Linked DNA regions of Homo sapiens: region 1 is linked to region 2. A link is a loop called in an ENCODE intact Hi-C map of the cell type or tissue named here. Cell type or tissue: Caco-2. All regions are shown on one strand. Links, peaks and the distances in the headings refer to the core of each region. The heading gives the core; the rest is flanking DNA. Region 1 overlaps MTCL1 (microtubule crosslinking factor 1). Region 2 overlaps MTCL1 (microtubule crosslinking factor 1).

What was found. Peaks named below come from ENCODE experiments on the same cell type or tissue, not always from the same donor. Only the 100,000 strongest peaks of a DNase experiment are listed, where the experiment ranks them.
Region 1: a loop joins it to region 2, with 2.4 times the contacts of the local background. A loop is called at or near these places in 6 of 110 quality-filtered maps.

Annotation. Positions count from the first base shown.
Region 1 is chr18:8,722,800-8,738,990 of GRCh38, forward strand. The region is part of intron 3 of MTCL1 (microtubule crosslinking factor 1); the gene reads left to right. Among named protein-coding and RNA genes, the nearest start is that of GACAT2, 23 kb to the left of the region's middle. RefSeq lists enhancers at 1,561-2,144, 7,612-7,906. In Caco-2, for the core only: no CTCF peak of the experiment used is centred there; DNase peaks (open chromatin) are centred at 7,802 and 9,972.
Region 2 is chr18:8,775,238-8,791,428 of GRCh38, forward strand. It overlaps MTCL1 (microtubule crosslinking factor 1), which reads left to right. Exons shown (of 15, transcript NM_001395333.1): 4 at 2,596-2,655; 5 at 8,293-9,606; 6 at 10,699-10,854. Among named protein-coding and RNA genes, the nearest start is that of GACAT2, 76 kb to the left of the region's middle. RefSeq lists an enhancer at 15,274-15,797. In Caco-2, for the core only: no CTCF peak of the experiment used is centred there; a DNase peak (open chromatin) is centred at 11,774; H3K27me3 peaks cover 115 bases.

The DNA of each region.
Region 1 (16,191 bases), core at 3,767-11,766, 57 kb before region 2:
TTATAAAATTTTATATGTGTATACATTTGTGTATAACTAAACATAAATATATATTTTAAGTAGGTGAAGATTCTGTTGCATACATTTAAATGGATTTGTGTAGGATTTGGCATCTCTTTGAAGGAAGAAATGATTATTGTTACTCTTGACATTCAAAAGCAAGGCCAGAGTGAGACAAGTATCTTCAGAGAACCTGATGCTGGCTCAGGGTGGATGTGAGGAGAGAACGGAGAGGGATCAGCCCTCCCTTTGTGGGTTAGAATTACTGAGAGGAATTGTTCCATTGGAATGAAATAAGTATTTTACTTCCAGAGTTGCATTCAGGGTGGTGGGACCGCATATTTACACCAAACTTCTAAATGAATCATAGAACCGACAGGAGTCCCAGGAGCGTTAGATGCTGGTAGATTAAACTGGAAGCAGAGAACGATGGTATCTCATGATACAAGGTTCAAAGGTGGTGGAGGAAATATTTATTGGAAAATGCCAGCTGCTATCTTTGTGAATGGGTTCTTTTTGCAAAAGCCAGTACAAACAGGCTGAGCTTTGCTCTGGGGTGAGGATAATATTTTTTCTATTGTGCGCCTCACTTTTTGTTGTTCACCTCTGGAGTTTTGTAAATGGATGTGTGACCTCCTGAAAAAGGCAAGGACAGTTCATGTGTTGTGTGTGTCTGAGCAGCAGCAGTTGTCGCAGGTGTGTGTGTGTCCCCTCGGCCTCAGGGGTCCGTGAGACAGCATCTCCATGCCTTCTCTCTGGAGCCACCACTCCCTTCTCTCTGAAGCCCTAGACTGTTTTCAGCTGCTTAGTGGACATCTCCAGTATGAGTTTTTCCTAGCACTTTAGACTCTGTTCAGAACAAACTCATCGCCCCTTGCCCCACCCTGCACCTTCTCTGTCTCCTATTTGTGAAACGGTCTCTGAGTCCTTTCAGTCCCCAAGGCCGATGATGGTGTTACCCTTAACCCTCTTCTCCCTTCTTCAGCCACTTGCTCAGTGCTGTAGGTTCGGCTTTTGCAGGCTTTAGACATTTCTTTCTCACTGATACCTGATAGGACATGGATGAACCTTGAAAATCTGCTAAGTAACAGAAGCCAGACATACTGTTCGATTCCATTGATAAGAAATATCCAGAGTAGATAAATTCATATAGACGGAAAACAGATTCATGGTTTCCTGGGGCTGGGGAGAGGGGAGAAGCGGGACCAACTGCTTAATGGGTAGGCGGTTTCCTTTTGGGGTGATGAAAATGTTTTAGAGCGAGATAGAGGTGGTGGCTGCACAACACGAGAATGTACTCAGTGCCACTGAGCTGTGCACTTGAAAATGGTTTGTTTTCTGTTACGTGAATTTTAACCTCAGCACTTTGGGAGGCCGAGGTGGGTGGATCACCTGAGGTTAGGAGTTCGAGACCAGCCTGGCTAACATGATGAAATCCTGTTTCTACTAAAAATACAAAAAATTAGCCAGGCGTGGTGGCGCACACCTGTAATCCCAGCTACTCGGGAGGCTGAGGCAGGAGAATTGCTTGAACCCAGGAGGCAGAGGTTGCAGTGAGCCGAGATCGCGCCATTGCACTCCAACTTGGGCAACAAGAGCAAAACTCCATCTTAAAAAAACAAAACAAAATAAAAACATTTTTCTTTCTCCACTCTATCCGTACTTTTACCAGTCCCCCACCTCAGACGAGTATTTGAGAGCTGAAAGTGTAGGCTGACCATACACGTTGAATGTGTACACGATTTCTAGTCCTTTCCTTTTGTTTTCTCTACATGCCAAAATTCTGAACATGTCACTCTGCTTAAACAGGCAGACTTGCCTTGGCTTGTCTTAACTCTTTTGCATGACACAGCAGCCTATTACCCCCTAACCCATCCCCGGCTCCCTGTTGGGTTTCCCACTCCAGGGCTGTAAACGTTGGCCTGAAATGGGAGAGCAGTTTAGAATGATGACTAGGACTGTGTGCTCTGATTCTTTTTGAACTACTAGAGGTGTATCTTTTAAAAGTTACTTTCTCTATTGATTAAAAAAAGGGCTGATCTGGCTAGAATTATCCCTTCCCACTAGCCAGCTTGCTTGCTGGCATCCTGTGCCTATTCACTCTTGGAGTCTGTGACCCTAGGCACCCACACGCCCTCTGCTTGTACAAAACTCAAACAATTTTCATCTTTTTTTTTTTTTCTGATATATTTCTTCTAGTATTCAACTCTACCTATAGTGGAATCTCTCAAAAAGTAGAAAATGGTTAACCTTAGCTTAGTTTCCACTTCTTAAAGATAGCCCTAATTCTTTCACTGAACAGTATTTCATTCTACCCCCAATTTTTAGAGTTCTATTACGTGCTAGACACAAATAACAACTAGCCAGGTTAGCCAGCACTTATACGGGACTATATACATGTTCTAGATCATTCCAGTGAGCTCAGGTTATTGAAAAGAGTCCGAGGGAACCAACTAAGAGACGACTTCTTGCGGCTGCCTTTCCTCAAGCTCAGAAAATGACATAGATTCCCTGGGTTTGGTTGAGACTTCTTTTGTGCATAGTAAATCATCAGATTTTGTAATGATTCCTGTGTGCTTGAGACGAATGTGTTTTGGGGTGCAGACTTTGATTTAAATCTGTTAGATTGAAGACTTCAATTGTAACCCACAGCAAAAAGGGCATCATCACTCAATATACAACTATACAAAGGTTTTACAAATACACAAAGGTTTAACAAAGTAATGCTTAACTTTGTCATTTGGGGTACACTCTGTTATTTTCCATTCAGCTAAAAAAATTTTTTAATGGTGGTTATAAGATTGATTTATAGTTCATTAGTGTGTTGTTGCAATTTGGAAAAATGTATTGACTCATTTGTTCGCTGTATTCAAATTTTCTATATCCTTTATAGCTTTTGGTCCCATTATAATTGCGCATTTTAATTTTATTCTTGTAATTTGTCAAACTTTGCGTTATGTATTTTGGTGCCATTTTCTTTTTTTTTTTTTCTTTTTTTTTTTTTTTTTGAGATGGAGTCTCTCTCTGTCGCCCAGGCTGGAGTGCAGTGGCACGATCTCGGCTCACTGCAAGCTCTGCCTCCCGGGTTCACGCCATTCTCCTGCCTCAGCCTCCGGAGCAGCTGGGACTACAGGCACCCGCCACCACGCCCGGCTAATTTTTTTTGCATATTTAGTAGAGACAGGGTTTCACCATGTTAGCCAGGATGGTCTCAATCTCCAGACCTCGTGATCTGCCCGCCTCGGCCTCCCAAAGTGCTGGGATTACAGGCGTGAGCCACCGCGCCTGGTCTTGATACCGTATTTTTAAGTGAAAACAGATTTAGGACTCTTCCTTGTGATGAGTTATTCCCTTTATCAGTTGGTAATGACCTCTTTATTCTAATGTATTGCTTTTTGCTGTAAATTCTTTTTTATCTGCTTTCATCATCTATACCAAATTTCTTTTGGGTAGTATTGGCTTGGGATAGCTTTTTTTTCTTTTTTTCTTTTTTTTTTTTTTTTTTTTGTCTTAAACAACAGACATTTATTTCTGACAGTTCTGGAGGCTGGGAAGTCGAAAATCAAAATGCTAGTCAATTTGGTTCCTGGCGAGAGCCCTCTTCCCTGCTTACAGATAGCTGCCTTCTTGCTGTGTTTTCACATGGCAGAGAGCATGAGGGTGAGAATAAGAGGAGAGAGAGAGAGAGAGAGAGAGCGCGCGCGCGCGCAAGAGCGAGCGAGAGAGAGCGAGTGCGCATGCGCGCGCGCAACAAGCAATGTTCTGGTGTTTCTTCCTCTTTTCATAAAGATATTAACCCCATCATGGGGCCAAGGCCCCACCTCCATAGAACATCACGCTGAGGGTCAGGGCTTCCACATATGAATTTGGGGGAGGGCATAAACGTTCAGTCCATAATAAGGGGGAGAGTGGAGGAGGCAAGTTAGGAGGCTTCTCCAGTAAATCCTTGAGAGAGATGGTGGTGGTTTGAACCCCAGGGTTTTGGTAATTCTTTTTAAAATTTCTTTAAATTTTAGATTCGGAGGCATGTGTGCAGGTTTGCTGCATGAGTATCTTGCATAATAGTGAGGTTTGGGCTTCTAGTGCACCCACCACCCGAACGGTGACTGTACTCAGTAGATAATTTGTTTAAACCCTCACCACCATCCCGCCCATTCTCCCCGCTTAAGGACTCCCCAGTGTCTATTATTTACATCTTTGTGTCTATGTTTACCCATTGTTTAGCTCTCAATTGTAAGTGAGAACATGCAGTATTGGATTTTCTGTGTCTGAGTTATTTGACTTAGGATAATGGCCTCCAGCTCCATCCATGTTGCTGCGAAAGACAGGGTTTCATTCTTTTTTATTGCTGCGTAGTATTCCATGGTGTATATATACCACACTTTCTTTATCTAATCGTCTATTGATGGATACTTAGGTTGATTCCATGATTTTGCTATTGTGCATATTGCTTCAATAAACACATGAGTGTAGGTATTTTTTTAATATAATTTCTTTTGGGTAGATGCACATTAATGAGATTGCTGGGTTGAATGGTAGTTCTATTTTTACTACTTTGAGAATTCCCTATACTGTTTTCCATAGAGCTGTACTAATTTACATTCCTACTAACAGTGTATAAGAGTTCCTTTTTCTCCATATCCATGCCAACATCTGCTGTTTTTTGATGTTTTAATAACAGCCATTCTGACCGGTGTTTGATGATATCTCATTGTGGTTTTAATTTGCATTTCTCTGATGATTAGTGATGTGGAGCATTTCTTCATGTTTCTTGACCAGGTACATGTCTTCAATTGAGAAATGTCTGTTCATGTCCTTTGCATGGCCTGGGATAGCTTTTCTATGGTTTCTTTAGTTTCATTTTTCTATGTCATTATGTTTTCAGTGTATTTCTTCTGAACAGAATGTAGCTACATTTTTTAAAAATGGGATCTGAGACTCTCTCTTTTTTAAACTGATAAATTTAATGCATATATAAGCATTGTGGCTACTGATGGTTTGAGTTTATTTCTGTCATTGCATTTTATGTTCTTTATTTTCCCTGCTTGCTCCTTCTCTCTCTCTCTCTCTCTCTCCCTGCTTCCCTCCCTCCCTCCCTCTCTCTCTCTCTCTTTCTTTGACTTCTCTTTGAGTTTTTAATTCTGTGTCTTAGTTGGGAAGTTATACATTCTATTTCTGTGATTTTAATGATCACTCACATGTTTAACATGCATGTTTGAATTGAAGTTTAAAACTAATCATTAGCTGTATTCTCCTCCTGAAGAATACAGCCATCTTAGAAAGCTTCAACTTTAATCAAATCTTGTCTTTCATATGTTTTAGTATCATTTTAGTTTCATCTTTTTAAAATGACCTTTTAAAAACTTATTTAATAGCTAATGCTTGTTTAGATTAATTTACAGTTAATTTAATTGCCTATTTGTTTACTTATCATTGCTTCTTGAGTGTTACTTCTCTGAGTTCAGTTTCCTTCTTGCTGATCTTTTAATACATCCTTCAGCAGTTTTTTTCAGTTAGCAGTATTGCTTTCATTTCATATTGTCTTGAAATCTATTTAGTTGGGTGTGGAATTCCAACACTTTGAAGATAATATTTTATTATCTTTTGGCTCATTTTGCTGTAGAGAGGTCTGCTGTCAGCATAATTTTTATTTTTGAAGCTAATCTGTCTTCCTGATGACTCTTATACTTTTCTTTTTGTGTTTGGTATTCTATAGTTTCAGTCCACTTTATCTAGATTTATTCTTATTTTGCTCAGCATTCACCGTCAGTCTGATTAAGTCTGTCATGAAATCTGGAGAATTCTCACTCCGAATAGTGTTCGATAGTGAAATTTTCTCTGAATTGTATTTCCTTTCATCACCTGTATTCTTTCTAAAACTTCTGCTAGTCCCATGTGGGGCCTTCTTATGTTGTCCATTCTTTTTTTTTTTTTTTTTTTTTTTTTTTTGAGACGGAGTCTCGCTCTGTCGCCCAGGCTGGAGTGCAGTGGCGTGATTGATCTCGGCTCGCTGCAACCTCCGCCTCCCGAGTTCAAGCGATTCTCCTGCCGCAGCCTCCCGAGTAGCTGGGATTACAGGTGCACGCCACCATGCCCAGCTTTTTCTTTTTGTTTTAGAAGAAACAAGGGTTTCACCATGTTGGCCAGGCTGGTCTCAAACTCCTGACCTCAGGTGATCCACCCACCTCAGCCTCCCAAAGTGCTGGGATTATAGATGTGAGCCACCACGCCCAGCTGGATTGCTTGCTTATTGTACTGTTTTTTGAGACAAGGTCTTGCTGTCTCCCAGGCTGGAGTCCAGTGGTGTGATCACAGCTCAAGGCAGCCTGGACCTCCTTGGGCTCAAGCAGTCCTCTCGCCTAAGCACTTTCCACCCCCACCCCCGGCCCCGAGTAGCTAGGCTAGTGCCACATGCCCAGCTAATTTCCGTATTTTTTGGAGAGACAGGGTTTTGCCATTTTGCTCAGTCTGGTCTCAAACTCCTGGCCTCAAGGGATCCTCCTGCCTTAGCCTCCCAAAGTGCTGGGATTACAGGCTTAAGGCCTGCCTGTTATATATTTTTTTTCATTGTTGAGTTTTGAGAGTTCTTTGTACATTAAGTTAATTAATTAAAATTTTTTTAGAGACAGGGTCTCCCTCTGTCACCCAGATTGGAGTACAGTGGTATACTCGTGATGTACTGCCACCTTGAACTCTGGGGCTCAAGGGATCCTCTGCCTCAGCCTTCTGAGTAACTAGGACTAGAGTTATACGCCACCGCACCCAGCTGACTGTAGAAAATCTTTTGTAGAGATGAGGTCTCACAGTGTTGCTCAGGCTGTCTCAAACTCCTGGACTCAAGTGATCCTCTCACTTTGGCTTCCCAAGAAGACAAATATATATATATATATATATATATATATATATATATATATATATATATATATATATATATGGTTTGCAAATATTTTCTCTTACTCCGTAGCTTGTCTTCTCATCCTCTTACAAGGTTTTCTCAGGGCAAAAGTTTTTAGTTTATGAAGCCCAATTTAAGAATGATTCCTTTTGTGGTATCAATTTTAAAAGCTCTGTGCCTAACCCTACATCCTGAATATTTTCTCCTATGTATTTTTTGGAAAGTTTTATTGTTTTACATTGCACATGTATGTCTGTGATCCATTTTGAATTAATTTTTGTATATGCTATGAAACTTAGGTCAAGCTTCATTTTTTTGGCCTGTGAACACCCAGTTACTCTGGCACCGTCTGTTGAAAAGGCCACCTTTCCTCCATCGAATTACTTTTGCATTGTTGTCAAAAATCAGTTGGGCACATGTGTTTGGGTCTGTTTCTGGGTTCTCTGCTCTGTTCCATTGATCTCTGCCAGAGCCACCCAGCCTTGATCACTTAGCTATATATGTCCTGAAAGTGCTTTCTTGGTGCGGAGTCCGTGCCAGCCAGCAGATCCGAATCCCATTTGATCCCTCAATGGCATTTTGGCCCACTCACCTCTTTGCCTTTTGGTATGTCTGTGTCTCTCTACACAGCCCCGTCCTTATGAAACGCTGGATAAATATTTGTTCCATGGGTGAAGGTTTTATCATCTTTATTTTTCCCTTGAGAAAGAGCCAAAACATTATTTAAAAATCTCTTGCTGAGGAATTTCTGATTCTTTATATCATTACCTAAGGATAGTTAATAAAGGCCAGTAATTCCACTGTAGGTCAAGTTTTTTGACAATGACTGTGAGTCATGAAATTGGCCTGTTTGGTTAGTGATAAGCGAAGCCGCTTCTGTTCATCAACTTCCTGAACGTCAGCCAGGCTCCTCGCTGGGCTTGGACAACGCCGGCTTGTCCCCTGTGCGCTGTACAGCTGCCTTCTTTTTATTTCCTGTGCAGTCTCGCCCACAGCACTGCAGGCTCCGGGGGACCTTTTAGGGCAGATTATGGCACCCTTGGGATGGCTACCTTGGACGCAGCGATGCTGTGTGAACATTACTTTGCAGACTTCCTGAGAGATTGAAGATCCATCTATTTCTCTCCTTCTCTAAGACAGCCTTTCTTGGAAGATGGGAATCTCTGATAATGTGCAGGGCGTTTCAGCATTTTACCTACACGTTAGAATGGAACCTCTGACTTGTAGTGAAACAGACACTGTGCTTGCTGCTTTTCTTAAAAATAATTGGCTGGGTGCGGTGGCTCACGTCTGTTTTCCCAGCACTTTGGGGAGGCCGAGGTGGGCGGATCACGAGGTCAGGAGATCAAGACCATCCTGGCTAACACGGTGAAACCCCATCTCTACTAAAAATACAAAAAATTAGCCGGCCGTGGTGGCGGGCGCCTGTAGTCATAGCTACTCGGGAGGCTGAGGCAGGAGAATGGCGTGAACCCGGGAGTCAGAGCTTGCAGTGAGCCAAGATTGTGCCACTGCACTCCAGCCTGGGCGACAGAGCAAGACTCCATCTCAAAAAAAGATAAAAAAGTAAAAAATAATAATAATGATAATTAAAATAGGCTGGGCACGATGGTTCATGCCTCTAATCCCAGTACTTTAGGAGGCCGAGGCGGGCAGATCACCTGAGGTCAGGAGTTCAAGACCAGCCTAGCCAACATGGTGAAACCCCGTCTGTACTAAAAATACAAAAATTAGCCAGGCATGGTGGCAGGCGTCTGTAATCCCAGCTACTCAGGAGGCCGAGGCAAGAGAATCGCTTGAACCTGGGAGGCAGAGGTTGCAGTGAGCCAAGATCGCGTCATCGCACTCCAGCCTGGGGGGCAAGAGCGAGACTTCGTCTCAAGAAAAAAAATAATAATTAAAATATAGACAGCACATATTTCTGAATAATTTAGACTTTCACTAGGCAGTAAACTGCATCAAATTTGTAGCATTGTCTGTGCTATGGGAAAAATAGAAACTACTGCTCTTCTCAAAAAAAAAATTTTTTTTTGAGACAGAGTCCCACCCTGTCACCCAGGCTGGAGTGCAGTGGTGTGATCTCAGCTCACTGCAACCTCTGCCTCCCAGGTTCAAGTGATTCTCCTGCCTCAGTCTCCTGAGTAGCTGGGATTACAGGTGTGCACCACCACACCTGGCTAATTTTTGTATTTTCAGTAGAGACGGGGTTTCATTATGTTGTCCAGGCTGGTCTTGAACTCCTAACCTCAAGTGATCCACCTGTCTCAGCCTCCCAAAGTGCTGGGATTACAGGCGTGAGCCACTGTGTCCCGCCTCAAAATTTGTATTTGATTCTCTTGGGGTCTGTTGAATTTATATGCTACAAGTCATGTTATTGATGTAATATAATTTAGGTAACTTTATTCTTTTAATCTTCATTTTTTTTGAGACAGGGTCTCGCTCTGTTGCCCAGGGATCATGGCTCACTGCAGCCTTGACCTCTTGGGCTCAAGGGATCTTCCTGCCTCACCCTCCCGAGTAGCTGAGACTACAGGCGTGTGCCACCACACCCGGCTAATTTTTTTGATTTTTTAAATTTATTTATTTATTTATTTTTTAGTAGAGACTGGGTCTCATCATGTTGCCCAGGCTAGTCTCAAACTCCTGAGCTCAAACAATCCTCCCACCTCAGTTTCCCAAAGTTTTGGGATTACAGGGGTGAGCTGCCGTGTTTGGCTAATTTAGGTAACTTTTATCTTCAAGTGCAGAATCAAGAGTCAGAGAAATAGAAATGCTTAGAAAATACTCCATAGGATTCTCTACGGCCTGAGTGCTGTTTCTTGGTGTTGCTCAGACTCAAGTGAGCCATCGTACGTTGAAATGGTATGATTATGAGCCAAATAAGCAAGTTGTGTTGTTTTTTTCTCCCTGGTAATAAAAAATCATTCGCATTGAAAAGACGCCGAGTCACCCATACATAGTTACACAGCCCAACTGAATGTCTCCCTGTTGGGCAGGTAATCAGGCAGCACTTGAATTCTGACCTGAGAATAAGCCCCAGAGAGAGGATGGACCCCAGGTGCTGGCAGGGTGCCGCTCCCCATGGCTGTTTGTACAGGGTGGTTATTCTCCCCTGAAAGAATGTTGGGGGTGGGGGCAGTTAGGTGTGTGTTTGTTCCTTGCATCGTAGATATGCTTTCGTGTGACCTTCAGCAGTGTTCCTGGGACAAGGGGAGCAGGAAATGGGGAGGGCATTCATCAGGCAGTTGGCATTTGAACGTAGACACTGTTCATCTTTGGGTGCGGATGTGCTCTGGTTGCCCAGGCAAAGCCGTGTTCATTGATCAGACATCTATCTGTGTACTGTTTAGCACTCAACAGTTGCGGGTAGACCGTTGCCAGTTGTTTTCGCATCACACGTGGCTCATCTCTCCTGGCAGGGGGGAGGAAGGTGAGAGCTGAGGACGCAGTGCCTGGGAGCCAGGGCGCAGGGCAGCCCTCGGGACTGTCAGACCACCTCGGGGGCTGAGGTGAGACGAGGCCGGGGAGTGTTTGATCTTCTGTGTTTATTCATGGGCATTAGTAAAGCTTTTTTTCATAAATGAGAGAAACAAAATCACTGCTGAAAAATCCTCCATGTATTGTTTCTGTAAACTATAGGAAACATTAAAATTTGAAGATGATATGGTTTTTCACAAGTGCCTGTCTGTATCTGTGTCGGCCTCATTTTTTGTTTGTTTGTTTGTTTGTTTTTGAGAGGGAGTCTCTGTCGCTCAGGCTGGAGTGAAGTGGCGTGATCTTGCCTCACTGCAACCTTTGCCTCCTGGGTTCAAGCGATTCTCCTGCCTTGGCCTTCCCGGTAGCTGAGATTACAGATGCCTGCCACCACACCTGGCTAATTTTTGTATTTTTAGTAGAGATGGGGTTTCACCATGTTGGCCAGGCTGGTCTTGAACTCCTGACTTCAAGTGATCCACCCACCTCGGCCTCTCAAAGTGCTGGGATTACAGGCGTGAGCCACTGTGCTTGGCCGTTAGTATCCTGTTAATGATTGAGAACCTCAAGCATTGGCACTGAGGAGGCTACAGGAGCGTCCTCGCAGGTGGGAGTGGGCCGGCCAGCTGGCTGGGTCAGTGGTGGGGCTTGGCCAGGCCGTTTTTACTTTTCAATCTTGAAGTAACACTCAGAGTTTCTTGTTTGTTTCCAAGGGTTCTCATGTGTAGGAATCTTGGTTTGGGTTTGGATATGTCGTTTTTATCTTCCCTTGAGAAAGAGCCATAAACATTATTTTGAACTTATTTGTAAACGAGGTTACTCACAGGGTCACCTAAGTAATAAGGCCCAGTTGTCATCTAACCCTCGTGGAAACATTACAGGTGAGGGTTGCTAGAGGAATCACTTGAGTAATCTGCTTGGAGCAGGGTTTCTCTGCTGTCGTTTTAGACTGGGTCCTGCTTCGTTGTGGGGACTATCCTGTGGACTGCAGGATGCTTAACGGTGTTCCTAGCCTCTGCCCACTAGATGCTGGTAGCACCCCCCCTCCCCAATTTGTGGCAATCAAGAACTCTTTTCCTCCTCCAACTCCGTTGAAGCTTTGGAGGGAAGAGTCATCGCTTGACCCTGAGTACTTTGTGTTGAAGGATTTCAACTGTCTTGAAGGATTTGTTTGACAAGATTGTGGGTTGGCTGCACAAGGTTTGTTCTAGCACCTTAGGAAAACTCTCTTGTCTCCCTTCTTACTGTCTCAGGTCACACCCTGCTCCGGAGCCATCCCCGTGAAGTCTCCAGCTTGGCTCATTATGTATTTTCTGAAGGGTACCCTGCATTTTCTAGCTGATTGATGAGATGGGTAGAAGGTGATACCCATGTTCACCTTTGCTCTCAACCTTTTGCAAAACACCCTTTTAAGTGACTCTAGATGTTTGGGCCCTTCTCTGTGGGAAGATTAGAGGGCGGCAGTGCCAGGAGCAGGTTTTGACAAGTGGTTTCTTGTGCCGTCACTTTTACTGAGGTGGTGAAAGATTGTACAGTGCGTGCCTGGGATCAAGCCCTTTAGCTGGTGATGCCAGGCCCTGGCTGCACGGTAGCATCCCTGCGGAGCTTTTAAGAATCCTGCTGCCCAAGCTACACCCTGGCCCCTACATCAGACCCTGGGGGTGGTGACCCAGGCATCTGTGGTTTTTAGAACTTCCCTGGTGGTTTCAGGTCAGCAGCAGTGTGCCTGCAGCATCTCCTTTACAGAAACTTAACAATTTTCCACCAGGAGAGGGTCTGGGAGTTGGTCAGATTAATGAAGGGTAAATGTAGGAGTTTCCCAAACTGGCGTTTTGTGAACATGAGGCTTCGGAGTCACTTGTTTGGACAAATGACCTCTGTCCATCAAAGCCAAGGCCCCAATTTAGCTAGGATATATAATTACTCTAATAAGTTAATAAGTTCACAGTCATGAGTTTTATATTTCCAGGACTACAGAAGTTGTAAAGGACAATAACTGTATGGTTTCCTGTTACAGTTTTCCTAAAGCAAATCCAAGGTCAGATTCTAGCATATGCATGAAGGTGGCCTTTGTCTATGGTGGATTTGAACCTGCCACTCATCAGTTCTACTCCACTCCTCTGCCACCTTCAGTTTCTTTTCTCCTCTGTCCTCTTCCCCTTTAGCTCAGCTAAAGAGCACACTGTTCTGGCTGTTGTGAAAAATGGCACTGAATCTGTGTGGCTCTGTCCTCTGGGTCACTGGCAGATGGAATCTAACAGGACAGGAACCCTTGCCGGAATGTGGGTGGTCTCTGACCTGTCCTTCCTGGCTGCCTTTTTCAAGCCATCCCCTTCAAAGGCCGGGTTTCATTTGATCCCTGCTGCTCTAGGGGTGGTAGAACACATTTTCTGTAAAGGAGGAGGTTCAGGGGAGTTTGCCAGCCTGGGCAGGCTTACTCTGTGCATTACTTCTGGAAATTCCTCTAGTTGGGGGGTGGGCATGGAGGTAGGGGTGGAAGTTGAATGAAAGCAGGAGATAGAGCGTGTGAGCTGAATGAGTGAAGGCCCGCTGAGAGCCACGGGCTGAGTGTTTCCCGATGCTCAAAGCAACTCAGTGTCAGGGCACACCTCCCCTTGAGAAACTCAGAGCTCAGGGAGAGTAGGTGGCGTGCCCCCGGTCATACAACTTGTGAATGGCAGACAGGACCTTGTGCCAGTAGGAGCCATTGACTGTAGGGGACAGAACAAATGCTTTATATATATTTTTTTTAACCAAAATATCTTTTCCTTTTCTGAAAAGAAATGGGGAAATTCAGCAGTATTTGTGTGAAATGTATAAATTTGCCTACTATCATATATTAAGGCTGTGTGTGTAGGAAATAAAGAAGACAAATAATTAAGTCCTTCTCCTCACTTTTTAATCCTGTGTCACATAAGCAGCCGGGGTATAGCTGCTTCCATGGACAAATCGTATTTCACCTGCTCTGCCATTGATTGAAAGGTACACCATTAGGAGAAAGTAAAACATGCTGCCAATTACATGATGACATGCCATAGATCATAACATGCAGCCTGATTTCAGAGATGTTAAAATGTGACATCATGCATCTTAAAATCAGTGAAATACGGTATGTGTAGATGCTCCTTGACTTATCATGGGGTTACATCCGATAAACCCATTGTAAGTTGAAACTATATTAAGTCAAAAATGCATTTAATACACTTAGCCTACTGAATGTCATAGCTCAGCCTCGCCTGCCTTAAACATACTCAGAATACTTACATTAGCCTACAGTTGGGCAAAATCTTCTAACACAAAGCCTGTTTTATAATAAAGTGTTGAGTGTCTCATGTATTTATTGCAATACTGTGCTGAAAGTGAAAAACAGAATGATTGTACAGGTATTTGAAGTCGGGTTTCTACCAGTAATGTTGAAAAGTTATACCTGGAACCATCATACATTGGGGGCCTTCTATATCCATGTATTTTTTTTTTTTTTTTTTTTGAGATGGAGTCTCGCTCTGTCGCCCAGGCTGGAGTGCAGTGGCTGGATCTTGGCTCACTGCAAGCTCTGCCTCCCGGGTTCATGCCATTCTCCTGCCTCAGCCTCCCGAGTAGCTGGGACTACAGGCGCCCACCACCATGCCCGGCTAATTTTTTTGTAGTTTTTTAGTAGAGACGGGGTTTCACCATGTTAGCCAGGATGGTCTCGATCTCCTGACCTCGTGATCTGCCCGCCACGGCCTCCGAAAGTGCTAGGATTACAGGCGTGAGCCACTGCACCCGGCCTATCCATCTATTTTTAAAGTTCCCTTGGATAAGCCCTATTATGCAAATATTCCTACCTGAGTAGAAACCTCAGGAGGCATGAGGGGATTTAAAGAGCTATTTGCTGCTATGTCTGACTCCAGAAGACTCCAGAAGACACCTTTTTGCAGTGTTCCTATGAGCTGCACTGGATATTGCCTGTAACTCTGCATGTTCCCTTCTACTGTGCAGTAAAGTTCTGGACGGGACATTCACACACAGGACGCTGGCATCACTCTTCACTTTCATCTTCAAAGCAACAAACCAAACTAAGAGAGTAGCTGATGTTCATGATAAAGTTTTCTTGAGCTCTTGCACTAGGCTCTGTTTTGACATTTAGTAAATAGCTTAAACAGAGACAGGGAAGTTTAAAGAGTTTTAAGGATGGGTTTAGAGAAAGCATTAAGAAGCTACCTGTGGTAATCTCACTTCGTACCTGTATTTAAAATTCACAGCTGGTTCCAACAGCTTCTTATATCTTTAACAAACCCTGGGCCAGGCAGTGAGGGGCATGTCACGGCCATGGGGTCTGGGCTGGCCATCAGGGTGCATGTTCTTGAAACTCTTCTCAGAACCTGATTGATAGCAAGTGAAATGAGCAGAAACCATCGAAGATGCCAAGCAGGTGACCAACGCGAGGGCAGCCAGGCATCTGGGATCTCCGTCAGTTTCCTCAGGACTGAGACGATGACTGAGGGAATGCTTTATAAACGATGCAGGCTAAGGATAGAGCACTGGGTTCGAGTCCCATGACATACCCATGGGGGGAAAGTAGCCCTTGACTACTTTCAGAACTGTTCAAGAACTGGGGTCGTGCGGGGCTCCATAACCAACTGCAGGACAGAATCTGCTACTAAACCAAGGTCATGGCCCATCTGACCCATGACTCCAGTTGGCCGGTGGGCTGGCTTTCCTGTCTGTTGCTTTATGGGGCCATGTGAGCATGATGAGAAAAAGTGAGTTTGGTTTAGGCAGCCATCATGTCAGTCTCGCCGGAGTGTGTTGGTCTCGAAGAATCAACATATGTTTTCATTTTTCTGATTTCTCCTTCAATAGTATTTAAGAAGCAACAGTTTAGTCAATAATTTCATAGCTAATATCATTTCCTTCCAAAAGAGTTTTGCCTGGTCTCACATTTCCAAACCAGGAGGCCTCTCCTTTCTGTTGGGTAGCTACGCAGTGGGGTGGGCTTCCTCTCACCGCAAAGCTTAGGGGCCCATTCCCACCTGGGATTTGAGGTTATTGGTGCAGTTTTTAAAAATAATTGTATGCATTAATCATCTGCTAGAAGGCAGTATTTGTTATTCTTATTAAGTTACTCTATATACTAATATTCTTTGGATTTATGGGTATTACACATGTGTTTACATATAGTAATTCCCAGTTTACATGTGGTGGGAAACTCATGAGTAAGGAGGTGATTTCTGTATTCTTTTGTAAAATCATTTTTGTAGGTACTTTTAATGTGAAGCCCTGTGGGTTTATAGCATGATTTTGAGGTGGTGCTCTTTCATATTTTGAGACAGAGATGTTGGCCAATGGACACCAATAATTTAAAAATGACCTTGGGAGAGATTTGGAGGTCCAGTTGACCTCATATGATTAGCGGAGAACAAAGGTGTGGCATTTCTTTTGCTTTCAGAATAGAAAATAGAGACACTTCTTTTGAGTTTCTCTTCCTTTTCCTCCCCACAACACAGTTTTGCCCAATAACTGCTTTTTAAAGTCAGGTTAGACCTACCTGGTGCATTGATAAGGACGCACTGCTTTGAGAGTGGATAGGGAGGCTCACAGAGTCCTTCTTGGCTAACTTCCACTCTGCAGCATCTATGACATCTGAAAACTAGGCTCAACAGAGTAAGAAACCACAAATTAAAACCTTGGGCAGCCAGTGCTATGTTGAAGCGAGAGTCCACTTAACTCATAGATGACATTCCTGAAGTCTGGACTTAGTATATTTTGGTGCATGTCACTTGTTCATCTAAAAAAAATCATCCTGGCCAGGCATGGTGGAGCACGCCTGTAATCCCAGG
Region 2 (16,191 bases), core at 7,871-15,870:
TGATTCATCAGGATTTATCTCACTCAGCTCATTCAAATAAAAGAAACTTCTGGCCGGGCACGGTGGCTCAATCCTGTAATCCCAGCACTTTAGGAGGCTGAGGCAGGTGGATCACCTGAGGTCAGGAGTTCGAGACCAGCCTGGCCAACATGGTGAAACCTCGTCTCTACTAAAAAAAAAAAAAAAAAAGCTGCGCATGGTGGTGCACACCTGTAATCCCAGCTACTGGGGAGGCTGAGGCAGGCGAATCGCTTGAACCGGGGAGGCAGAGGTTGCAGTGAGCCGAGATTGCACCACTGCACTCCAGCCTGGGCGACAGAGAAAGATTCCGTCTCAAAACAAAACAAAACAAAAGAAACTTCTTAACTGAAGCATGAAGGTAGAAATCTTGGGGAACTTCCTTATTAAGGGTGGAGAAACTCAAGCTGTCTTTAAGACAGGCTTACCTTTACCTGTTGGAGGATACTGGTTCTCTTTGTAGTGTGACCCACTTTACCAAAAAGACTAAAGGAAATAAAGCCTTCTGCAGCTGGGGTTCCTTCCACCTTTGTTAGTCAGGGAGCCTGCTGCCCCTGCTCCATGATGATTCTGTGACCCTCTTCAGCCCTCTGCTCGGAGGGCCTTCTCTCAGTTATCTATTTTATATTTTCCGGGTCTCCAGCCTCCTAGAGGCTCAGGGGCAGCTAGAATTTTAACTGTTTCTTAACCTAGGATTCTTCCCACAAATGGCAAGGGCTGGCATTCTGAGAGTGAGGCACTTAAAATGTGAACAGTGCTGAGTTAATGAACTTAAGTTCTAACTGCGATGTAAGGGACTTGCATAGAGCCTCCTTTGCAAACTCTTCTGATACAGGGTGGGCACCCAGGAATAAAGCCGAGAGAGTCAGGGCTCTGAGCAGACCTCAGATGAGGCCCTGGACCCCGAGGTGGAACTGCAGAGGGGAGGGAGGTGGGCGTTGGGGACAGTCTCTTTCCTTTCGCAGGCTTGCCTTGACAGGTCTGGGGCCGGCAGAGCTCTGCTTCCCCACCTGCTTCCTTCTAGCTTTCCTCAGGATTAACTTAATCTTTGCAGATTAAGAGGCTACAAATCCCTTCATATTCCTCTAGGATGCTTCTCACTCCTCATTTCTTTCTGCCTTCACACTTTCCCTTTGCAGGAGCTGGCATATCTCCCAGTTGGTCTGTTGCAGACACCTCTAGGCCCCTTCACTCATACTCCTGTTTGTATTTTCAGATGTATTTGCAATTTCTTGTCTATAATGTAAAACTAGGCAGGGTTCCCAGGCACTGAAGGACACAGCCAAGGCCTTCATTTCACATGGGAATAAGTTATGAGCTTTGTAAGATCTTTAAGATAGAGGTTTAGCCATGAGTTGGAGTGGGTTTCCTGAGAATTTCAAAACCTAGTTAGGTTTTCTCTGTAAACAAGGGCCGCCCTTCTCTTCCTTCACACCACTTTTTATCTGGCCACTCAGGAAACACTAGTTATTTATTTATTTATTTATTTATTTATTTATTTATTTATTTATTTATTTTGAGACAAGGTCTTGCTCTGTTGCCCAGGCTAAAGTACATGGCTATAGGCCTGATCATAGCTCATTGCAGCCTCGAACTCCTGGACTCAAACAATCTTCCCGCCTCAGTCGCCCTAGTAGCTGAGACTACAGGCACATGACTCCACACCCAGCTAAGTTTTTAAAAATTATTTTTTGTGTGGCTGGGCGTGGTGGCTCACGCCTGCAATCCCAGCACTTTGGGAGGCTGAGGCAGGTGGATCACGACGTCAGGAGATTGAGACCATCCTGGCTAACACGGTGAAACCCCGTCTCTACTAAAAATACAAAAAAAATTAGCCAGGCGTGGTGGCAGGTGCCTATAGTCCCAGCTACTTGGGAGGCTGAGGCAAGAGAATGGCATGAACCCGGGAGGTGGAACTTGCAGTGAGCTGAGATCACACCACTGCACGCTAGCCTGGGTGACAAAGTAGTGAGACTCCATCTCAAATAAAAAACAACAACAACAAAATTCTTTTTTGTGGAGACAAGGTCTTATTACTCTGTTGTTCAGGCTGGTCTCAAACTCCTGGCCCCAAGTGATCCTCCCGCCTTGGTATCCCAAAGCATTGGGATTATAGGCATGAGCCACTGCACCTGGCCAGGAAACACCAATTAATTCTCACATTAGCCCAAACAAAACATGATTTGGAACGTGAACCAGCTCCAGAAATATGAGTTATCTGTTTCCCAAACTTCCTGCCTTTCTCCTCTTCTTCTTGCCTTCTCTGCACTGTTAAAGTTATCCCAGCCACTCTCCTTTTTCATTAAACTGAACACTTAAGGAATACCCCAAATACAATAATTAGGATTTTAAGAATCTTAAGATTCAGAGACCTCATCTAACTTCTCCAACTGCATTTACACATTGATGCTTCTTGATTCTAAAGCAAGAAACAAATTTACACAAGTTGTTTCTTGATTCTGGTGGGAAACAGCCTCCGTTCAGTGTGTGTGTCCCCACCCATGGGGACGATGTTTGCTAATGCTGGCTATCACGTGTGAGCCCTTGGTCACAGAATGTCACTTGGATCTATTTCAGAGTTCCCTAAAAAGAAGAAGCACTCGGGAAATGTACAAGGAGAAGAAAACCTTTAACCAGGTAAGCAGAGGTTTTCATTCTAATGTTACATCTCCTATAAGTGAAGTCAACTCATTTTGAATGTTTTTCAGTAAGTGTTAGCTTTGCCTTTAAAACATCCAAAGAAACATTACCTGCCCAAACACGTGGACTCATTCCTAACCTCCACAGTGTGAACATTTTCTTTGCAAACCCACAGCTCCTCCCTCTTGTTTCTCCCTCACGCTGACAAGCTGGTGATTTCTTCAGGAAAAAGAACTGGCTTTGTGTAAAACAGAATTAAGTGTAGTTTGGGGGCCTGACAGTACTTATAAATGGTAAAAAGTGTTTTGACCTTCAAAGTCATCCACACAGTGAAATGAAACAGCCACTGTGGTGTCGAGTCATTCATAAGACATTGTTTTGAATGTTGTTGTTTTTTAAATGTGCAAGCTGAACGATATCTTGAATGGTCCTAATTGAAGGTAAAATATTCTCAGCCTTTTCTAGATGCACAGTATGTATTCTTCAAAACTTTCTTAGCTTTTCTGTAAAGCTGTTTTACTGGATTCTGTTTTTAAATTGCTGCTAGCATTAGGTGGTGGAGAGAACAAAGGTGTTATTGGGATATCAGCTCACTGCACTCTGAGAGCAAGTAGTAATTAGAGAGACACAATGAGTCGGGGTAACTAAGAGCTCAGCAACCTCCACCGACCTCCTGCAGCCCTGTCCCTGTGAATTCCCCTCTGAAGGATCCCCTGGGTTTCTCCATTCTCCAAACTCACTGATCCCCAGGGCATCATTCAAGGGGGGGCAGGCCCCTGCAGCAGCAGAAAGCTCAACTGTTCCCTTCCACCCTCCCCAACCTCCCAGTCTCATTTTGGAATCCATTAATAACAGGGAAATTAAAGTCTGCCATCCCGTTGCTGGGTGCTTATACTCTTCTGGGCTGAGAGTGTTTTCAGTTGACTGGCTCTTGCCCAGGGAAGATCTTTTCCTTAAAAGGGGAAATTCTGCCCCATTGTGAAATGAACAGCATGGAGTTGCATTCGCCCTGAGGGTAAAACAGGCCAGGAACAGGAGCTGCTGCTCCTTGGGCGCGTGTCAGAAACCCTGGTACCTGGGATGCGTTGAGCCGCCCACCCAGCCGGTGGGATTATTGAGGAAGGAGTTTCTGTTCAGCAGAATGGTGGAATGGAGCGCCCTGGGAACTGCAGGCCCGCAACCAAAACCCAAAGGAAGCTGGCGCCCCGGCGCAAGGTAGGCACGTGGGCAGTCACCCGCTCAGGGTGCTGGCTGGACGGCTGACTTGCAAGCCAAAGAATATATACAGAGAGCGATATATTTCTGTTGCTTGACAAGGCCTTTCCCGCTGGTGGTGATGGTGGTGGGCCCCTGGGTGTCTCCCCTCCTGGCCATGCCTGCCCTCTGCCTGCAACAGGAATCGTGTGTCATATGGAAAGTTGGACTTGACCTACTTTCATACCACATTCCTGGGGCTATCCAATGATCTCTCGAAACCAGAAATGATATGCTTCAGTTTAGACTCGGCCTTGAACCCCCGCCTCCGCTAGACTCTTGGCAGAGTTTTAAGAAGTCTACGGTTACAAGATAAGATGGGCATCCAGCCTCCCGCTGCCTGAGCTGAAGCTGTGATTCCACATCTTATGAGAAGGAGTGGCTTCCCCTACTCAGAACAGGCCGAGCTCAGCTTCCCTCAGGCCGCCCCTCTCCTGTACACAACACCCGGCAGGTGCAGCGGGCCCTGCTCCAGCTGCCTCGACCTCACGGAAGACGTCTGACTCCTTCATTTAATATACACTCTCCCATGGCTTCCAGGACAGTCTTTCTTTCAAACCCTGCTTTAGTCTTGGTGGCAGGCCTCATAGTGCATGTGTGGTTGTTAAGTAGAAATGACAGCATGCTGTCATGCTGACAGCTTTTTTCTTTAAGGAACGAGAAGACGTTTTGGACATTTTATCAATCCTCAGGTAATCTACAAATTGACCCTTGTTAGAGTATGTCATAGGATCTTGCTGCTTTAACTGACCTGGGTTTAGGTTCATGGAGACGGAGGAGAATTGTTCTATGATAGATTTGTAGTGGATGGTGGACAGAGGGTGATGGTGTGAGGTTGAAGGTTTCCAGAAATCAAGGTGATTTGAGGGCTCTATGGGGACCTTCTGCCTGCATGAGGGGGTGCAGATAAGCACGTATAACCTCCAGCGTGTTTCAGGACCCTTCAGAGATCTTACCTCCTTCCCCAATTTTTCACTTCAACTTGTTGGGGAAGACCCCCAGGGGTTGGTCGTATTACCCTGAGCCTTCCTTGTCATATCATTTTTCCCCTTCCGTGGGGTTTGTGGTGAACAAGGAGGGACCAGGCAGAGTGGGACTGCCTGAGTCCCTGGTCCACACGCCTGTTTGAGCCAAAAGCTTCCCGCACCATGCAGGCAACTCTGCCCCTCGCCTGCACCTCCTGGACTGGCTCCACCACATCAAGGCCTCACCAGCTGCAAGTTTCCACGGATGCTGGTCACAGCAGGCGGCCCTGCCCCCACCTTGTCCAGCCCAGTCTCGAGCCCCAGGCTCAAGAAGGGTGGAGAGTGGGGCTGAGTTTCCTTGCAGCTGGACAATGCTGCCCTCTGTGATCTCTGCTGCTGTGGATTTCTCTGCTTTAGAGGTGGAGATGGGATCATTTAGATGATTTTTGACAATGGACAGACACTGGCTCTCAAGTTAACAATGGGGCTGAGGGCACTCCCCTGTTTTCTGGTCCCAAGCTTTTAAGTGTTTACAATCCATTTCCATTGATAGATATTTTAGCTTAAACTCCATTCCTTCATGGGAACAACAAAGACCTGTCTATGTATTTGGATTTCTTACAAATCTGTGTTTAACAAAAATTGAAAAGGTGCTTGTGTTTGCTGTACTTTTGAAAGTTCTAAGAAGCTGGGGTTGTTTAAAAGTAACATGCCAACTTCTGGTACATACTAGGTACTTAATAAATATTTCCTGAAAGAATGAATGAACAAGGCCAGGTGTGGTGGCTCATACCTGTAATCCCAGCACTTTGGGAGGCTGAGGTGGTGGATCATCTGAGGTCAGGAGTTTGAGACCAGCCTGGCCAACATAGCGAAACCTCATCTCTACCAAAAATACAAAAATTAGCTGGGCATGGTGGCACACTCCTGTAGTCCCAGCTACTCGGGAGGCAGAGGCAGGGGGCAGGAGAATTGCTTGAACCTAGGAGGCAGCGGTTACAGTGAGCCAAGATTGCGCCATTGCAGTCCAGCCAGAGTGCAGACTCCAGAGCAAGACTCCATCTCAAAAAAAAAAAAAAAAAAAAAAAAAAGAATGAATGAACAGATAAACGAGCATGCTTTTCCTCTAGTATTAGTATTAAACACAACGTATGCCTTTTACAGCCCATGTATTCTGTGTAGGTTCTTTCAAAAAATACGTCATTACCCCAGCAGCGATGATAGCATAGCCCATTTGCCTCAGTAGTTGTGAGTAGGGCAGACAGCCTTACTTCAAGTTAGTCACAGGATTGCTTTTTATGTCTACCTAACCCAAACCCAACCAAATCCTTCATGTGATAAGTTCTCAGAACTCAAAGACCATGTGACATTTATATGTTATTCTCCTAACGTGCAAAGAAGGAAAAAGACTCTTTACCGGCTCCTTTACCCAATACTAATTGTGTTTCAGACAAATAAGAAAATTAATTTCAGGGAGCTAGAGCATGGTGATTTATCATACACAAACCAGTTTATATATAATAAATACACTTTTTAGGTTTATGATTTATCATATACAGACCATTATTTCATTTGACCCTCACAACGACGTTGTGGTTAAGTGAGCATTCCTGCTTTAGATACAAAGAGACAGGTTCACCGGGGCTCTGTGATGAGCCCAGGTCCCTTAGACAGTAGGAGGGGCAAAGCTAGGACTCCGGGCAGCATGTTTGACCCCAAGTCCAGCAGGCCTGGTTTTGTCCTCAGCTAAGAGATGACAGTGGGCGTGTCATCCTCCCGAGGACGCACAGATAGCGCCAGGGCAAGCTTTCCCTGTGGCAGTGGCTGCACACTTGGTCGTAGGTGTTGGGCTGAGCCTTCCTGGTCATATCGTTTTCCCCCTTTCCATGGGGTTTGTGGTGAGCAAGGAGGGACCAGGTAGAGTGGAAGGAGGAAAGTTGGGAGGCGCCGAGGGAGGCATTTCTCTTTCTGCCAAATGATGAGTGTGCGACCAGACTGCGGCAGAGAACGAGCCATGCTCTCTGAGTGTAAAAGCTGCATTGTGAGCACACGTGACGATCCGAAGGAGTTAATTCTCCCCCGGGGGCTGACTTGTTCCACAGAAGGGGCGACAGGCCTGGAGAGCAGTTTGAAGCCTTTTCCTCCACGAGGGCTGTGGGATTTGACTCCCGCAGTGCTGTTGTTGACAGTTTCTCTGTGTGATGGGGGAAACCTTTGCTGAAGCCTTTTGAAACTTTTGATGGCCGATCAAAGAGGAGTGATTCGTGAAATCGGTTATTTTTCCCATCTGCTGAATGTGAACAGTAAAACGTTTTTGCAAAACCAAAACGGGGAGTTCATCTGGCTTCAAAACAAGGAGACCAGCCCTGCAAAGCAGCGTTGACTTTCCACTGGACCCAAAAAGTGCCGTTTTGACCTCAGCCAAGCATTGCAGGCTGTGAACAGCAGAGTCAGCTTTTGAGGATCCTCCAGAACCCTCTGGAAGCCCTATGAGGACACTTCTTAGGTTTTGATACACTTGACTCTATCCAACACTTACCTCCTTGCCTTGGGTCTCTGGGTTTAATTTCCTGCTGTGTTATAGCAACTAAAGGGAAAGGAACGTAAGTAAAGGCTCTGAAGTTGCACTTGCATGGCAAGAGGCTGCAAGGAGCTCAGGTGTCTGGGTCTGCAGTACCCAGTGTGTACCCAGAGCTCGGTACTGACTCAGTACGTGCCTGGACTTCCAAACACCTTCATGCTCATACCTCATGTTTTTGTCATGTCATTCTTGTGGGACATTAGGGCTGGGGAGACCGGGATGGGGAGAAGCGAATTGCCCTGTCTCAGGTACCTTAGGAAACCAGGGGAAAGCTGAGCTCTCATTTGGGGTGGCCTGACTTCCCCATCCTGGTCAGACCTTGTGGATTGTGGGCCACTTTGAAAGAGGGAGGTCTGCACGTTGGAGGTGGTGAGTGCAGCAGGGTGGAACCCTGTCTGCCTGCACCAGGCCTTGGTGAGGGGTCCTGCTGTCTCTCACTGGTGCTGGTGAGTAACCAGGTGGGATCCAGAGAGCAAGGAGGGGTTGCGCATTCCCGCTGGGTTTTGGGCCTCATTTCGTTTTCCCTTCTTTGCCCATAACTTGTATGATGGTTTCCACGTGCACTTTTTTTTTTCCAAACTAATTTTTTTTTGTTTCTTTTGCTTCTGTGGCAAAGCAACAAACTGTAGGCCTTTCACAGGCCCCCTCCACAAAGCCCCTGGGCCCACCTCTGCTTTGTCTTGGCTGTTTCTCTATGTAACTCAGCGGCACCGATGGGAAGATCGGTGTTTGATGTTTGTGTGCATTGGGGGCGAGGTGTGAGGGGAATCATGAAAAACACGAACATTTGGTATTTTCAAATAACCCTTCTCCCGGGCTGTTCTCTCCTGGCAGGATGACAGTGCCGATTTGAGGTGCCAGCTCCAGTTTGCCAAAGAGGAAGCCTTCCTGATGCGCAAAAAGATGGCCAAGCTAGGAAGGGAGAAGGACGAGCTGGAGCAGGAGCTCCAGAAGTACAAGTCCCTCTATGGGGATGTGGACAGTCCCCTGCCCACGGGGGAAGCAGGCGGGCCCCCCAGCACCCGGGAGGCCGAGCTGAAGCTGCGGCTAAAGCTGGTGGAGGAGGAAGCCAACATCTTGGGCCGGAAGATCGTGGAGCTGGAGGTGGAGAACCGTGGCCTCAAGGCAGAGATGGAGGACATGCGGGGCCAGCAGGAGCGGGAGGGCCCGGGTCGGGACCACGCACCCAGCATTCCTACCTCACCCTTCGGTGACTCCCTGGAGTCCTCCACTGAGCTCCGCCGCCACCTGCAGTTTGTAGAAGAGGAAGCGGAGTTGCTCCGGAGGTCCATCTCCGAGATCGAAGACCACAACCGGCAACTGACCCACGAGCTCAGCAAGTTTAAGTTTGAGCCTCCCCGGGAGCCGGGCTGGCTAGGAGAGGGTGCAAGTCCTGGTGCCGGGGGTGGGGCCCCCCTGCAGGAGGAGCTGAAGTCAGCCAGGCTGCAGATCAGCGAGCTCAGCGGCAAGGTGCTCAAACTGCAGCACGAGAACCACGCGCTGCTGTCCAACATCCAGCGCTGCGACCTGGCAGCCCACCTGGGGCTGCGTGCCCCCAGTCCCCGGGACAGCGATGCCGAGAGTGATGCGGGCAAGAAGGAGAGTGATGGGGAGGAGAGCCGCCTGCCCCAGCCCAAGCGGGAAGGGCCTGTTGGCGGGGAGAGTGACTCGGAGGAAATGTTTGAGAAGACGTCGGGCTTCGGGAGCGGGAAGCCATCGGAGGCCAGCGAGCCATGCCCCACGGAGCTCCTGAAGGCCCGGGAGGACTCTGAGTACCTAGTGACCCTAAAACACGAGGCCCAGCGGCTAGAGCGGACGGTGGAGCGCCTCATCACGGACACCGACAGCTTCCTCCATGATGCGGGGCTGCGGGGTGGTGCGCCCTTACCGGGGCCTGGCCTCCAGGGCGAAGAGGAGCAGGGTGAGGGGGACCAGCAGGAGCCCCAGCTGCTGGGGACCATCAACGCCAAGATGAAGGCTTTCAAGAAAGAGCTGCAGGCCTTCCTGGAGCAGGTGAACCGCATTGGGGATGGCCTATCCCCCTTGCCCCACCTCACAGAGTCCTCTAGCTTCCTCTCCACTGTGACTTCCGTGTCCCGGGACTCCCCCATCGGGAACCTGGGGAAGGAGCTGGGCCCAGACTTGCAGGTAAGGGGGCTCGTGGCTTCGCCTCCCTGCTCCGCCTTGCTCTTCCTCCTTCTCGCTGGCATTGCTGCACTCGGGCTCACGCTGCTCACGGCTGCTTGGTTATGATTTCAAACCTGCATTGTACTAAAGCCTCCGGGGCAACCGGATCCTCTCTCTTGGTTGGGCTCCGTTTTTTTTGTTTTTTTTTTTTTTAAGTTCTCTTGTATTGCCTTGTTTCTTTTTCCTTTCTCCTGTCTTATTTTTAACTGCGCCGCGGCTCATGGTTTAGAGGCCCTCCCAGACACGAGGCTGAGCCCAGTGGAAGCGATAGGGCTCGACGCATGCCGGCCTTGCTCCTCTCTTGGTATCTCAACCAACCAGCCACCCGCTGAAGAAGCCGTGAGGAGGCTAAGACAAACGCATGTCACAGTCAGGATAATTAGCAGACTCGCTAACGAGCACGTCCCTTCCTGGGTGTGTTTCAAGGGACACAGTGCAGTCCAAGGCCCTAGGCAGCCCAGGCCCCCACTCCCACTGGAGGATCAGCCAAAGCGGGCGAGGAGCACGGTGCTGAGAAGGATGGTTTTGGTGGAAAAGCTCTGCTGGCTCCTGCCGCCCTGCCGCCGCTGGGGAGGGCGCGGAGGGTCTCCGAGGACTGCTGTCCTAGCCTCGCCTGGGTGCATGGCCCAGCTGCCGCCCTGGACTGTGGCTTTGGCTGCTCGACCCACAAGTAAGGAAGGAAGAGCCTCGTTTTCCGTTTCCTTCACGGGTAGCGTGCTTGCGGTTGAGTTCTGGATTCACGCATCGCCATCGCATGTGCCCCGTAACCAGTGTTTTGCACCCCCACTTTCTCTTTTTGCTTTTCAGATGTGTCCACCCGCCCCTTTGCTCATCCTCATCTTGGGTCTGTTTTCTTCACTTTCTTACACCACTGTCTTTAAGCCTGTGTTTCTGTTCGTGCTGTTCTTTGGTCGTTTTCTCAGTCGTCTCCCTTGTCCATTTTTGTTTTCTTTATCCCCCCTCCCTGCCTCCACCCTTGTCCTTTGTTTGTTTGTTTTTTTGTTTAAAATTTTAAAGAACAACAACAACAAATTCCTCCCGTGCACCTAACAGTCCAGACTGAAAGAGCAGCTGGAGTGGCAGCTCGGGCCGGCCCGAGGGGACGAGCGGGAGAGCCTGCGCCTCCGAGCCGCGCGGGAGCTGCACCGCCGCGCAGACGGGGACACCGGGAGCCACGGGCTGGGAGGCCAGACCTGCTTCAGCCTGGAGGTCAGCGTGGGCAAGCAATCCCCCCCCCCCGCCCTCCCCCTCCTTTTTCTGTGTGGCTGGCTGTGTGACGTTTTCTGTCCCGGACGAGGCCCTGAGGGAACATGGCAGGAGGAGGTGGAACTAGGTGGAACTCACTTGACAGCAAACCCATTTTGTGGCACTGGGACAGGCAGGTGTGCGCAGGTGCCTGCGGTGAACTGCTGTGCTCGTCAGACAGAGGGACAGCTCACTGTAGGCACTGTCCACCTCCTGTTTCCGCAGACCGGGAGCACCTGGAAGTAGGCTGATTGGTGAGTGCGCAGTGGCTTCTTGTCCAGTCGCAGAGAAAGAAGGGATGAAAACCCAGCACGGGCTTCCCTGCTCTGGAGGAAACTCTCCTTAGAGTTCCCCTTTTCAGCTCTTTGTTGCCTGTGTCTCATGTGACCATCCCACGGTCTCGAGTGACACTGCTGGCAGGTTGGTAGAATCAGGGAGGCTCGCTCCTGACCTGTGGGCACCCCTAGCAGTGTCTGTCACCACAGTAACCCGGTATACACAAGGCTTCAGCCACCACAGAGACCATGGTTGGAAGTGTTGTCAGCAGCCTGGAAGAGTGAAAGCTCTTAGATGCGGGTCACCCGACCCGGGACAGAAAGAGGGGATCCCCGAGGAGCTGTTGAATGAGGAAGCACCTTTAAAAGTCCAAATGCTGTGTCAGTGTAAAGTATGAATAATAGAGAATGCAATGTCTTGCCATTGGGGACTGTCAAGGGGGAAAGCGTGTCACAGCCCGCCTAGTCAGGGGCCCAGTTTTCCCTTCCCACTGTAGCTCTTTCTTCTTTGCCATGGGCTGTTTCTGGAACCACAGCTCCGGCTACACAGGGCGGCCCCCTTCCCTTTGATGGCTGGTTTTACAGGAAGTGCGTCTCCCTTCCCGAGTGTTCCGTCCTTCAAGGTGTGTCACACATAGCTGTGTGCAGTTAGAGCCTGTGTCAGAGAGCTCTCCTCCTGGATTCTTCCTAGGTCCTTATTGTGTAACCTGGAGCAGTGATAAGTTGTCACCATCATGAATGCATCGCATAGCTTCAGAAACTGGGAGTGATTTGGGAGAGAGAAGCATACTTAGTTGAAGCAAACCAAATACTGAGGAGCAATAAAGCTTCACAAGAAGTAGATTAGCAGAGTGAGCTGGTGCCATGTGACAGCACAGGATCTCCAAACAATGCAGCTCAGAAGGGAACAGCAGGTCTTCAGATGAAGTCTCTCATTCTGCGGATGAGAAAAGTGAGGCCTGAGAAGTGAAGCGGCTTGCCAGTAAGCCCTCCTCCTGGTTGGTGGCAGAACTGGGTCTAGAACAGCCTCCAGCCAGCTGCAGCCCCCGCTCCCCAGCACATCCCCGGAGGGGCCTGATCTGCAGTAGTGGGACGGCTCTGCACTGACCCCTGGGTGTGTTTCTAAAGAGTCACTCTAACGACTAATTGTACAGCCGCTGTCTTGCCATGGAATGGCACCTTTTAAAAACATCCATCTAGTTTCTTTTAATTTTCTATATTTTAACAAGAGAGCTAAAAATCTCCATAGTGAAAGGCCAGGTCTAGGGAGCGTCATTTCCTAGAAGGGGAAGCAGTATGAATCAGGAGTTTTAAGCAAACATCCCTCATTCTGATGTTTTTTATTCACAAAGACATTTCACACAGAAAAGAAAACTCAATTATGCTGCAAACACATCCTATTTTATTTTATTTTTTAATAAGGCATGTTCTGGAGCCACTTTGAATCTCCACAGTGCTTCCTTTTATTAGAGAAGCTGGATGTGGATCTGTCGCAGAGCCTGGGTCGGGAGAGGCCGCCCTGTCCCTGGTGTGAATGTCACTCTGACAGCCTTGTTAGTTTGGTCTTTGAATATGACATTGTGTTAAAGAATTGTACAATGGATAATTCTGGGGGCAGAACTCTTAAAAGCCTTTTAATGAGAATATCCCTGAATTTGCTGCCAACAATTGCTTTCCCATGAGGCTCTAATGGAAACAGTACACAAAGCTCCCATAAGTCAGCCCAGCAGCCCGGCCAGAGACTCACACAGACCCCGCCGGACTAACTGGGGGAAAGACAACATGGACACCTTCATGCAGACTGAGGCAGGGCTGGAGCTGGAGGTCCTGCCGGCAGCTTTCTTTGCTCCCTTCTACATTTCCCTTGAAATAACCACGGATTTTGCCCTCAGGCCAACCACGACTCTACCTGTGTGGATCCCCTTTAGCTCTCTGCCCGTAGCTCCTCAGGGGTGTGGGAGGGGGCCCAATAGCACACCTAGTATCAGCGACATCAAAGAAGAAACTTTTCCAAATTTAAGCAGAAAAAGGATTTGTTCCTCAAGCTGCACTTACAAAATGCCTCTGTGTCTTCTGCCTTATGGATTTTTATATTTGAGGAAAGAGGAAAGAAGATAAGTGATTATTTTGAAAGATTGAGGCATTTTGGCCCGACCAAAACTGTGACTACTACTCATAGTTGTACCAGCAGCAGCAGTTGTAACGCTAAAGAGGAGAAAAAGAAGTGCATTCTTACACATGACACATGTTAGCAGATTGCAAATCTGGGCAGTGGAGGAGCCCTGCTGCTCAGACACCACCATTCACTAAACCTGGGAAAGGGGCGGCCTCTCCAAGGCCGGCATTCTTATAAACAGCCACAGCCAGAGCAAACTGAAGTCAGAACCCACGGACACCCACTGACACATCAATGCAACCACGCAAAAATGAACTGCTAAAAAAACACTTCAGGACGAGTGTTTCTGCTGCCTGCTCTTCTCAGGAGATATTAGCGAGATGCTCACACTGTGCACTGGACTCTTCCCTGACTTCACTCCCTGGGGTTCCCATCAAATGTGAGACAATCACATTTGTTAAGAGAGAGTGGTGTGTAGAATGGTTTGGAATGTGCGAGGCACCTTAAAAATAGTCCTGAATGAGAAGTAGCCATGCACGGACGCTGGTCAGATTTCAGGTATAAAGGAGACCAGGCCTGTGCCCAGAGGATTGAGTTTCTGGGTCAGAAATCTCAAAGAGCTCTTCTCCTCAGTGCCTGCTTTTATCCTTCAATCAAGGAAGCACACAAAGCACTCACAATCCCACGTGCCTCAGCTGTGAAATGCCAGCCACAAGGAAGTTACGTGGGGTTTTATGCCAAGTATTTGCACTCATGTGTTGGCCTCATGTACTGCTTTTGAAATAAGTGGTTGCAAAACTGGCCAGGACAAAATGGAACCCTCCAGAAAATGAAGCCATGGTCATGGTGATGGAATTGTCCTAATAGAGGAGTAGCATTGCTAGGCACTCTAGTGATGGCCATGAAAAGCCTTCCTTTTCTGTTTGTGTTTGAGATTGTGAAGTTATCTTCTTAAGTGTGGGAAGTAATTTGTAAGCCACTTTCTCTGGAGGTAGGGAAGTTAGCCTTTGTCAATCAGTGTGGGATGCAGCTCTATTGGGGAAGACATGGACGGGAGTTCCGGAACACTGACGTGGGGAGAATGGTTACAATTGTCAAGACTAGTGTCTCAGCAGCCTCGGAAACAAGTGAGGGTGGTGGTGGTTTAGATAAGCTGCTTTAATAGGGAGATCAAGATGAATTTGATGTATAATCAGAATCCTAGGTAAGTGAACAAAAAAAGGGTTTTTTTTAGAATCAAACCTTTGGGGATTGGGTGGTAAAGGGAAATATTTATTTTTTTAGAAGACATTTATGTGTCATGTGAAACTTTTCTCCAAATGTATGTGGTTGTATGCAGTTGTGTGGCAGTAGAGTAATTCTAGGCTGAACCTTTTGCCATAGCACGTTTTGTATGTTGTTTTTTGTAACATTGGAGTGACGTTGGCATCCCAGCTAGGGGCAGTTGTCCGTGGGAGTTTTAATATTGCATTAGCAAAAATGGACAATAAAGGAAAATGAAACTTCTGATAATCAGGAGGATCTAAACCTGTCTGCTGTTGGGCAGGCAGCAGTCTCCAGAGACAACACTGGAGCCATCGTAGGTGAGTCCGACTTCCCCAGTGAACTGGCTCAAGGACCTCCCTTTCTGTGACTCTTCAAAGGTGTGGTTCAAACAGAAGAGCACGTTTTAAATCCAATGACACTGAAGTATGAGCTTCATATATTGTTTCAGATAAAAATGGCTTCTTAACATATATATTATTTATTAAAATTAAAACCAAACTAAATAGTTCATGCAATGTATAGAAACTAAACTAATAGATCTTTGCTTTTCTTAAACAATAAGCTTGATTAGGATGTCTGTTTTTACACCTAATAAAGCTTTTGGCTAGCACCTAATGCATTAAATAAGAAGGATTTTTACATTTTGAGTTTATAGAGTAATGTGTAGCTGGAAAGTAAAGCTGGCAGGAGAGCAGCCTAGGTGACCTGGAAACAGTCCTGCACGGAACACCTGAGAGAGGAGGGAAGCCCCAAGGGCAGATGTGGCCGCTGTGTTTACTGCTGTATCCCCCACGCTTTAGATGATGCCTAGCACTGGAGGTGCTCAATAAATATTGAATAAAACACTGCATAAAATAGAAAGTATCCTCTTAAATACATCGCTGAATTCCCAGGAAATTTAGGGGAATCTTCAAGAGTTGGAATTGATTTTAGATTTGAGACCCAGAAGGCCAGGCACGGTGGCTCACGCCTGTAATCTCAGCACTTTGGGAGGCTGAGGCAGGCAGATCACTTGAGGTCAGGAGTTCGAGACCAGCCTGACCAACATGGTGAAACCCTATCTCTACTAAAAATACAAAAATTAGCTGGGTGTCATGGTGGGTACCTATAATCCCAGCTGCTCGGGAGGCTGAGGCAGGAGAATCGCTTGAACCTGGGAGGTGGAGGTTGCAGTGAGCCGACGTCACGCCACTGCACTCCAGCCTGGGCGACAGAGCGAGACCCTGTCTCAAAAAACAAGCAAACAAAGAACTGAGAACCAGAGTGGTCTCTGTGGCCCTTGGGTGGGTGGATTAGGGAGATTGTTGCCAGAACTGGTAACTGGGAGCCTTGGGTTTCAGCAGCTCCAAGGGAACAGGAGATGGGGCCTGGGCCCAACATTGCAGGGAAAGAAAGGAAATGAATGAACAAGAGAAGCATCTGCCTGCTGGCCCCAGGGCAGGGAGCAGGGAGGCAGCACTGATACTTGTTTCCCCAGCATGAGCCTCTGGATCAGGAGTGGGAGGACTGAAGCTGGCCTCACCCAAGGTCAGGCTTTGAATTGATGTTACCAGTTTGGTCCGGGAATCCCCAAAGAAAGGGATTTATGTTATGTTGCTAGCTCCACCAAACAGGAAACCAATCTGGAGGCACATCCTCCACCCA